2 separate regions of the Homo sapiens genome follow, and region 1 is linked to region 2. Evidence: chromatin contacts called from ENCODE Hi-C or POLR2A ChIA-PET data. All regions are on one chromosome and are shown on one strand. The core of a region is the stretch at or near the end of the contact, and the rest is flanking DNA. Distances in the headings are between cores, read along the strand shown. Region 1 overlaps GPC6 (glypican 6). Region 2 overlaps GPC6 (glypican 6).

What was found. Hi-C counts contacts between places; a loop is a spot of excess contacts on that map. ChIA-PET counts read pairs that join two places held with the same protein, here RNA polymerase II (POLR2A).
Region 1: a loop to region 2 is called in a map of CD8-positive, alpha-beta T cell, with 2.2 times the contacts of the local background. The contact joins two enhancer-like sites. A Hi-C loop is called at or near these places in 1 of 168 maps with a recorded cell type or tissue (CD8-positive, alpha-beta T cell). POLR2A ChIA-PET finds 5 or more read pairs at or near these places in 2 of 52 experiments (T-cell and activated T-cell).

Annotation. Positions count from the first base shown.
Region 1 is chr13:94,168,509-94,173,588 of GRCh38, reverse strand. The region is part of intron 4 of GPC6 (glypican 6); the gene reads right to left. All of the region lies in intron 3 of GPC6-AS1 (GPC6 antisense RNA 1), which reads left to right. Among named protein-coding and RNA genes, the nearest start is that of GPC6-AS1, 17 kb to the left of the region's middle. Within about 2 kb of position 3,193, at least 4 of the 41 ENCODE cell types and tissues checked have a DNase peak (open chromatin) inside an H3K27ac peak, as active enhancers do.
Region 2 is chr13:94,117,664-94,122,880 of GRCh38, reverse strand. The region is part of intron 4 of GPC6 (glypican 6); the gene reads right to left. Among named protein-coding and RNA genes, the nearest start is that of GPC6-AS1, 68 kb to the left of the region's middle. Within about 2 kb of position 3,185, at least 5 of the 41 ENCODE cell types and tissues checked have a DNase peak (open chromatin) inside an H3K27ac peak, as active enhancers do.

The DNA of each region.
Region 1 (5,080 bases), core at 1,944-4,443, 51 kb before region 2:
CTCTCCTTTATACCAACATGTCTGGGAATGAATCAGCTTGGAAAACACTTGTAAGTGCTCCCTTGAGGTCATCTTTTTCACAGAATCAAATATTTTAGGGTTTGAAGGAATTCTCGAAGTCACCAATCCAACCACCCAACTGATACTTGAATCATCTCCACAACATTCTAAACTCCTGTGACCACCAACTCCATCTGTACACGTCCTAACCAGGAAGCCATCTTATCCTTGGTTCGAACTGTACCAAAGAGCTATGCTGAATAGTAAGCTCTTCAAATATTTGAACATGGCTTGTGTGTACCCCTGAGTCTTCTTTTCTTGAGTCAAACATAGCAATTTCTTGTGCCATTCTTTATATAGTGTAGTTTCAAGTCCCCAGCCAGACCTGGTCACTCTCTTCAGTTTCCATGAGCTTCAACAGTCTTTCATTCCTTAAAAATGTGGGGGCAGAAAACTAAACAAAGTCTTCCAGTTGTGGACTGATCTGCACAGAATGAAGCTGAAGTATCCCTTTCCTCATTCAAGATATTGGTGCAGTCTCAGAATTTGTTTTTCTAGTCAACACATCTCATTGTTGGCTAATGAGAGCTTATCCTCTAACCAAGGTCAAGTCCTTCTCAACCACTGCTCCGTACTCATGTGTGCCCCTTATAGATACTATGAGTTGACAGCCTCTATCAGACCATTGCCCAGGAACAGTCATTGGCAGTGTCTATCTGAACTTTACTCAGCTCAAGCCTTTTTGCCTGAACATACTGTCTCTCATGCCTTGATTAAGAGCTCCGTAGGCCTATATATATGTTAAGAGGCTTAGAAATGCACGTAACTTGGTCATTTATGTAAGAGTGTACATAAGTCCATTTGTTCAGCTTCTAAAACTAAGATGGTTTTTCCTAAAAGCAAGATTTATTGACATTTTAATGTAAAGAGCCAGAGAGCAATATTTTCTGTTTTGTGGGACACATGTTCTATGTCACAAGCACTCAGCTCTTGGGAAAGGACCCATAGAGAATATGTTAATGAATAAGTATGGCTGAGTTTCAAGAAAACTTTATTTACCAAAGCAAGTATCAGGCAGAATTTAGCTGATGGCTATAATTTGTTGACCTCTGCTTTAGAGTATCTGAAAACATTTTGTGATTATCATTTTTTCATTATCTTTAAACATTACCATGAAAATGGTAAGCTATTAATTATATTTTACAGATAGAGAAATTTAATAATATACTGAATAAGATCACTCGATCATCTCGTAAGAGCAGTTAATATGTACTATTGAGATAATCTCTCAAATCATCTCCCTTCTCACCATATGGAATCTATGAGATACGCATTTTTATTTGGGAAAAAAAAAAGATTTCAGTGATATCTTACTTGTTTTTTTTGTCTTCTGGTGGGTAGGTTCCTCAGGTAGATTTGATTATAATGATTCCATAACACTACAATCTAAGAAAACCTTCTTTAATCATTGCCCCTGTGCCTGAGGGCAAGTTGCTGCTGCTAGGACTCTGTGTGTGCAATTTGGGGGGCATTTAAACAATGCTCACTGTCTTTCCAAACTATTCATCCAAATACCTGGCCTCCTAAAAAAAAATTGAAAATGCTCATCAATTCCACGTTTTCAGCACTTAACACAATTGTTTATGGGCTTCACTCCTGTACAGCTAGTACACCTTCCATATGGAGCTTCTGCCACGGGACTTTGTAGTTTCATGGTTTTTGCACTTTGGGGTAACAGAGGGGATTCCTTCCTTCCAGATCACTGTCATTTTAAGAATCAAGTAGAGGCTCACTGAAGCACGCAGTTGTGCTTTTCATACTAATCTGCAGCTACATGCCATGAAAAGTGTTAGGAAATCTGAGATGATAAACTAGGGCCTCAAGAAACTCAAGCTGGTAACAACTAAAATGCAGGGAAAGGACAAATGTCTTGGTTTTACCCCCTAGCAAAATCCCTTTTTACAATTCAGGCATCTCTTATCATGAATATACTTTGGAATTTTCCATTCTCCCTAGAGTTCCCTTCCTTAGCATTTTAGTCTAGGAGGCATTTGTTCTTTTGAATGTCATGCAGTGTGACAAATTAGTTCCCTTACTTTTACTGAAGCACTTAATAAGCTGCTTCGCTTATGCACCCTTACTCTTCCCAGGTGTTCTCATAGTCAAAATGTAACAGCCTTCTGTTTTTCCTGAAAAGTCTCCTAATGTTTCATTTGAGAACATCCAGAAAACAGAGGTAAAATAAATGACATAAACATACCATAAAAAGTAGGTCTAAAATCTATGTTGCGCTGGCTGTGTTTTCAATGGTCTTGCGTGTAAGGGTAAATTTGCTATAGGATGAGAAATTCAGTCTTACTGATTTATTGAGACCATCAGTAGCAGAATCAGTACTTCAGTAGCAGAATCAGTACTGTTAGGTCCCAATGGTGGTGAAGGGCCTTTCTGCATGACCAAAGAGGCTAACAGGTTGTACACTTGGGCTTCTGCAAACCCAACCATACTCAGGTGAAAAGAATCAAAGACAATGAAATAACACTCAGCTAAATTAAAAAGGCACACTTATTTTCACAGGGACTACACAAATAAGCAACTAAAGAGCCAACGTCTTAAGAAACTGAGCCTCCAAACATTAAGAACATCCTAGATTTATTTCCTCGCACTCTGGACATGGAGTAGGCAGAAAACAACACAATCCCAGAGAAAGCCTGTAAGTCCCACTCTTTTCAATTCTCCACTCCCAGGATCTTTGTTAAATGGCCCAAATTAAACATGATGGCTCAAATGCCCTCACAAGAGAGTTGTTACAATCTACCTAAGCAAATTCAATTTACTGAAAACTCTCATGGCTTTATTCCCATTCTCTTCAGCATTTGCAAACACTTTGATAGTTTTCAGTCTGGCATTTTCCATGAGTTTCAAATTTGAAAACGTGAAAATCCAGTCTGATTTTGAGGATAGCAAAGAGTTAATACTTATGGGGAAAAGTCAGTGCCCAAAAGGAATGAACTACATTCCCTTTTCAATTTCTCTGCCTTCTGGCTAACTTTCCAAACAGATTTAATCACTCTCAGTATGTCACCATCAGAATCTCTCCCCAATGGCCAGCACACAGCGGCTACTGGGCTCTGAGACTGCCAGGCAGCCAGCAGCCACCTCACAACCTCACCACTCAGCCCAACCAGCTCAGTCCCTCTGGCACCCTTCGGAGGCTGAGTTACTGGCATGAATACTTTCAGAAAGCCCAAGTTAGCACGGGGCCATTTCAATGAAATTAGTGGTGAAAACCATCAAGCATGAGAATTTGATTTCCATCCAAGGAACATAGGTTGATTTTTATCTGCTCTTCCTTGGCATCAGAAAAAGAGGCTAGGATTTCAATAACTGCTGATGCCATTGCTTGTGTGTTGCTTTCTGGTTGAGGATCACGTGCCTGTCTGTGTTTTCTTTCAGAGCACTCATTATTTCTTGTGCTTTTAGGGGCAGCAATTCTAGTTTCCAGAAATTAGCATTTCCTTTTCTTGCCTCCAACAGTAGCAGTGCCAAAGGAAAGCTCTTTTAATCAACTCTGTGCCACAAAATAAGTTGAAACTGTGACAGGTGAAAGTTCATCCCCAGAGGTCCCGCCTGCCCAACTTCCAGTCTTCACTTCTCATCCAACTTCCCTTCACTCTAAAGCAAAAGTTCATTTTTTTTCATTTTCTCTGGAACTGAGAAAATAGGAAGATGCTGGAGTAGGACTCTCCAGCAACATCAAAGTGGGCTCAGCACATAAGGCTCCTGCAGCCACGTGTTCTCTCTGTGACGTTCTCTGTGGATCTCCAGGGAGTGTGAATCTGATTCAAAAACCAGGACCCTTAGCCCAATCAACCACTCTCCCAATGGCATGTTTCTCAGGATCCCGCAAGGGATACAAAGGATTCATTCCTTTGTAGCAGTGCTTTCTAATATGCCTTTGTAATTTGTTGTGGAAGAGTCAGTCACATCTCTATGCTCTTTGCATCTGTTTATTTCTGGCTCGGTATGTTTTCTGGCCTTATTAAGTATTCACAGAGACACAATAACTGTCCTTTTAATCTTCCAGAAGTTAACCCTCTAACCCTCTGAGTTCTAGTATTTTAAGATTTTAGTATTGGCTTTCTCCATCTCTTGTATATCTTTCGGCATTCTAAATACCACCCCTGATTACTGTACTTTCAGAGTGACAGTGTTTTGGAGGTGCAGAGTACTTTAAAGTATTTAAAATCCTTTGCCTGCCTCTTTCCTGCCAAGATCAATTTGTGATCTCACTCTGCGTTCATTTTCCAAGGCTGAGGTATTTCATTTTTCTGCACCACAAATGAGATATTGAAAATTATTGCAACTGCATCAACAGAGGAAATCATTTCTTGAAAGCTGTTGCTTTTCTTTTAAAAGTGATATTGCAAACGTTGTTTCCTATCCTGTAGTAAATAAGCTTGTCAAAAAGGTAAACTTGCTCAAGCCTTCATGAAAGACAAAACTACAATTTAATTGTGTAATAATTTAAAGTCTGCCTTCCTTAATAGCGGCTCCCACTTGCCTAAGCCTCTTACGAAACTGTTGTCATAAGTGGAACTTACCCTGGTCCAACTTCTATCCCCACGCCCACGGAGGGTAATGCCTTCCGGCATTAACTTTGCATTATTTTACCATATGGAGACACATAACATTCCAGTCTTCACCAGGGCCTACTTACCCACAGCACCCAGGGCCCACGAAAGTGTTTTCACTTTAATCTTTTAAAATCAGAATAAAAAATGAATATAATAATTAATGTAAAATCATGAATCCCATCTATATTCGCCTTTACTCCAATTCAGTTGTAAAATATAATTATATATAATATATATTTTATATATATTTATAAATATATAAATGCATATACAAATATGTATTTATAATATATGGACATATAAATAAATATGTAGATAAAATATAATAAATATATATACTTTTTTCTTTCATGGAGGAAGGTGCCCATGAAGGCAAAAGTGCCCAGGGCCCATGAAAGTCATAATGTGGCTCTGGCCCGAAAAGATTTACTTATTAGGTAGGTCCA
Region 2 (5,217 bases), core at 1,936-4,435:
CATGGTTGCATGTAAGAAGAGCGTCAAAAACACACAAAGTGAGTAAGTATGATTTCTGAAGTAAGCATTAAAATTCAACATACACTGCTTCATATAATGTTGAAGCTTTATCTGCAAAATGAGGAAGTTGGAGAGATTTTTGCAGCAATTTAAAATATGGAAATAGCTCTCTTCTGGCTGATTTATGACGTGTGCAGAGTAGTGAATGAAAGAACTAGAGTTTAGCCTGGGAATACTTTTTCCACCAAATAACATTTCAGGTTTAATCCTGCAGTGTGGTTTCATCTATTTCTCATCTCCTTTCTTACCCATGCCAAAACTGCCCTGTAACGAGTCTCAGATCAAATAGGAAAGTTGGCCAACAGGCTGGAGTTGCAGGACTGGTCATCCAACCTAATTACTAACTTTGGGCAAAGCCAAACCTAACACACCTCAGGGAGACAGTTATTTATAATACACACTTTAAAATATTGAGTAAATGTCAGAGGTTCCAAGAGTTTGAAACGCAGTCAGACTGGACCTGACTTTAGATGCAGGCAGAACAATCTGAGTATCTAATTTTCCTGCTCCATAAAATGAAGTCAAATGAGACTTCATAGAGGATTAAATGAGAAAAGCCTGCAAAGTGCCCAACACAAAACATGGCACACAGTAGTTTCCAAAAAATCAGGTGTATTCTCTATATTTTAAAAAAAATTGTGGCTTTCATTTTTATACCTCTTACAAATAGAAAACTTTTTTTTATTTATATATAATAATCCTGCAAGAAGGACCTTTCACATTATTTCTTACCCCTCCAAGCACTATTCCATTCAGACATAGTCTATCTTTTAGGGTGCCCCATAAACTAGACCAGTAGTTTTAAAATTGTTTAACGGTAGCACCAAGACTCTTTTTTCCAAATGAAATCTTATGCTGAATCCTAGTAGATAAAGATATGACTCATATCAGAACAGTTGTGCTGAAGCATGGAATGAGTGGTTGGGTAGGAGGAGCACAGTAGCCCAAGGACTCCTGTATTACTGAGTGTGAAGAATCTTGAACATGAACAATGCTGATTCAATAGAAATCCACAGACCCTGGAGAGGTGCAATGTACAGCTCTATTTTAAGATTAAGAGGAAGTACTGATGATAATCTTTAAAAAAATCAGCTGGATGACTAACCTAATAACTGGATAGTTACAAATATCTCTGTGTCTATGTTTTATTTGGGTTCACAATCATGTTGGCTTCCAGCCCTCATCTAAATTGATAACGCTTAACAGATAATATATCGTTAAGTATTGCCGTGTATCCTAATTTCAAAGATGATAATCATCCAATGTCCATTATATTCACGTTAAATTATTTTTACCAGTTATAGAAATGAAACTTTTCTTCCTAAGGGATAATTACTGCTTGAAAAACATTTTTATTGAATGACTTTTGTGTTTCGAGTTATTTAATAAACTGAGATTTGGATGTGACATTATAAAAACTGCAAAGTGCGATAGGATAATATACAAAAGTAATTATCCTTGGCTAGAGAGAAAACAATAAAGGTAGAATTAATCTGTGGGTTTTGTGTAAAACTAATGCCAACCGTCTTTATTCCTGTGCTTCTACAGGGCCCACTCTGGGAACACAAGAATGAAGATAAGCAGTCATTACAATGGAAGAAAGTGGTGTGGCAGAGGTATGGTACCCCAACAGCACATGGTGGTGTAAGCTTGCTGAAGTCAAAGGGACCTGTTGAAAGAGGTTTAGTCATGACTAGGCTCTGAAAGACTCTGCACTAGATCTGTACCCAGCGTTGATTCTCCATTAACATTTTCTAGCCTCATTTCCTTTGGGTGTTTCCCTCCCATTAATCTTTTTAATGGTCCCTCTGTGAATGTGCCTTGCCTCCTGGGTCACTCTCAGACATTTTAACAGAGATCACCCAGAGACAATGCTTGAAGCCCAGAGAACTGAACTAGTGGGAATATAATCTGTCTTTGCCGGCTGTTGGGAAAGGGAGGTAGCACTCCTTAAATCACATCCCTAGATGGCTGTCTATCTTATTTAATCAGAGAAGAACTCACTGGCTCTCCTGAACACCTGATTCATTGATTCCTCCTACACCTTTCCCCACATCTTAGTGTTTGTCTTTCCTACTAAAACACTCTCAATTTCCTCAGGCTTTATTTATAAAGTCTATATTTATATTCCAAAGCCTTTATCAGTTGTATTCAATTGTGGGGGCACAAACAATACTACGATCAATTCTGTGGTTCACAAAGCAAAACAGAATGTTTTCTCAGTTGTAAAATGCTATCAGTTGCTAAACCCACATTGATTTCATACCAGCTTTTCAGGGGAAAAAAAAAAAAGAAACCATATGTATTAAGTGTACATGATCAGTTTCTAGATGCATCCCAACTTAATCCTGATTTCAGAAACATTAACCGGAAGAAACCTGGCCTTTAAGAATAGAGGAATTAAGGTAAGTGACTAAGGCCAGGATCATACTCTCATGCTCTTAAGCTACTTGGGAGGGAAACCATGGGCAGGTGCAGGGTTTGTCCAAATGTTTTCTGCTGAATCCTAAAGGTTTTGGAAAACCTCCTCACTGGTCTCCCTGCTCCTGCCTTTGACCACCTATCACCTGTTTTCAGAACAGCACTGCGATCCTTCTACAGTCTGGTGGTGTATGTCTACTGCTTATGAGCCCTCACTCCGAGGAAATCCAGTGGTGTGCTGAAGCCAGCTCATACCAGCTCAAGAGAGCTGACAAATTTTGCAAGCTTGAGAAACGCAGCCATTCTTAAAAATTAAATTACATAAACATATAATTATATACATTATATTTAAAACATAGGTAACTCATTCTCAAAACTCATCCCTTCCTATTACGCTTTACTATATCATCTATGCTCTTGCAGCTATTTACATCTATTTTATCTATATGTAAGAAATACTATATGAGCGTTGGTACCGCTGCACTTCCCTTCCCAGCTCCACATTCAGCAACGTCCTGCTTAGTCTCAGCCCTGGTGTGACTGTTTCCACTATAGCAATTGACAAATGCTACAAATCAAAGTCAAATCTCTTCCCCTTCATTCCCCCAAGAGCTGATTGTTAAACATTTACTAGCATACTGCTGAGTAAAACAAAGTCCTTACACAGGTCTACAAGGCACTCTGAGATCTGGCTCGCTTCCCTCTACTCAAGCCACACTGGTGTCCTTGCAAGGGCAGACTCATTGCACAACTCCAGGGGGCACTGGTCACAGTGTTTTCTGTGTATGGTGCTTCTCCTGCCCACTGCCCTCAGCCAAGTTGTGTAATTTGGAGAAACGATTCTTACCTGGGTCTGGACAAAGCCAAATACAGTCCTGTCTCCAGGCTTTGCACCTGCTGTTTCTCCTGCCTGTAATGCTATTCCCCCACAACCCCTGCCCTATTGCTCCTTCACCGCCTTCAGTTGTCTGCTCAAAGGTCACCTTGTCAGTGAAGCTTTCCCTGACCACGCCATTTAAAGGAGCAAACATCCCCTACCCCTCCTTTGGCTCTCCTAGGCTCCCTTCTCTGCTTTATTTTTCTTCAGAGCACTTATCACCAACTGACATACTGCATCTTTTACTTTTTACTTCATTGTTGTCCCTTTTTTTTCTCCAGAATGTAAGCTCCAACACAGCTCAGGCTTTGTTTTGTGCATTAGATACCAACGACCTGGAATAGTGGCTTGCATATAGTAGGTGCTCAGTAATATTATTGAATAAATGAGTGAATATATGAGGATATTAACAAGAATTCTGATTTTATACATATATGCACACACATATATTGTAATTTTAAATGTATATATATATACACATACATATATGCAAGTGTACACACACACACACACACACACACACACATACATAATGTATATACAGGCCAGGAATTTGAATATCTAGATTTGAGTTATGGCTGTGATGCTGATGGACACTTCTTACTGGAGGTTTAGTCGAGGAGCCTGCTTATGCCCAGAGACACTCTCTGAAGCAGAAGTAAAGCACAGGAAGTGTTTCTTTGGCATATAGTAGGTTTCTCTTTCTGCTAGAACAACATATGGGAGCCTGACTCTGTTGAACTCCCTTAGAGACAGGAAATTTTCTCATCACTGAAGGAAATCAAGGCAGGAACTTAAACTAGTTCAAGAAAGGTGGCTATAGCTAAAGAAGGGAGAATAAACTTCAAAAAGCAATAGAAACCTTGACTAAAAGAGAAAGTATGAGTTTTCCTGAACAGGGACACAAGACATGAGAAACAAGAAAAGAATAATGCAGGGCAAATAGAAAAAGAGAAGGAGAAACGCCATATGTTCACATGAAATGATTTGGGATTGGCAAAAGTGAAGATCTGTCAATATCTAAGACTCTCCTGATCGTCTCTGTATTAGTCCATTCTCATGCTGCTATAAAGAACTTCCCGAGACTGGGTAATTTATAAAGGAATGAGGTTTAATTGATTCATAGTTCTGTACGGCTGGGGAGACCTCAGGAAACTTAAAATAATGGCAGAAGGGGAAGCAAACATATCCATTTTCATATGGCAGCAGGAGAGAGAACTGCCAAGCAAAGGGGGAAAAGCCCTTTATAAAATCATCAGATCTTGTGAGAACTCACTCACTATCACGAGAACAGCAGCATGTGGAAACTGCCCCTATGATTCCATTATCTCCCACTGGGTCCCTCCTATGACACTTGGGGATTATGAGAACTACAATTCAAGATGAGATTTGGGTGGGGACACAGACAAACCACATCAGTCACCATTCTTCTTCATATTTCTTCCATATTCAATAATTTTAATAATCTAATAATAGGCAATTTTACATTAAAATCTTCCTTTTACATGGACTTTAGAAATCATTTTGGATATGTTAAAGCAGAAACATATCTCAAACATTACAACCTTCATTTCAAAAAGTTTTCAATGTTTCCAAATTACATGTCCTCAGGAAAATAATTTTCCAAGCATGCTCCTACTCATATGCCAATAACCTCCAAATCTATATTCAGAAATCATCTTCACCTATGAAAAACCAGATGTATTTGTGTTATTCATTTGCCCCAATGAGTAATTGCAATAAATGGGAAGCTGGCCTAAAATGGGGCATCCTATAGGCAGAACTGAGAATTGACCGTTGGTCCATGGTGCCTGCTGAAGTTTAAGTGTTCTTTCCTTTCTCTACCACTTACTTTGTTC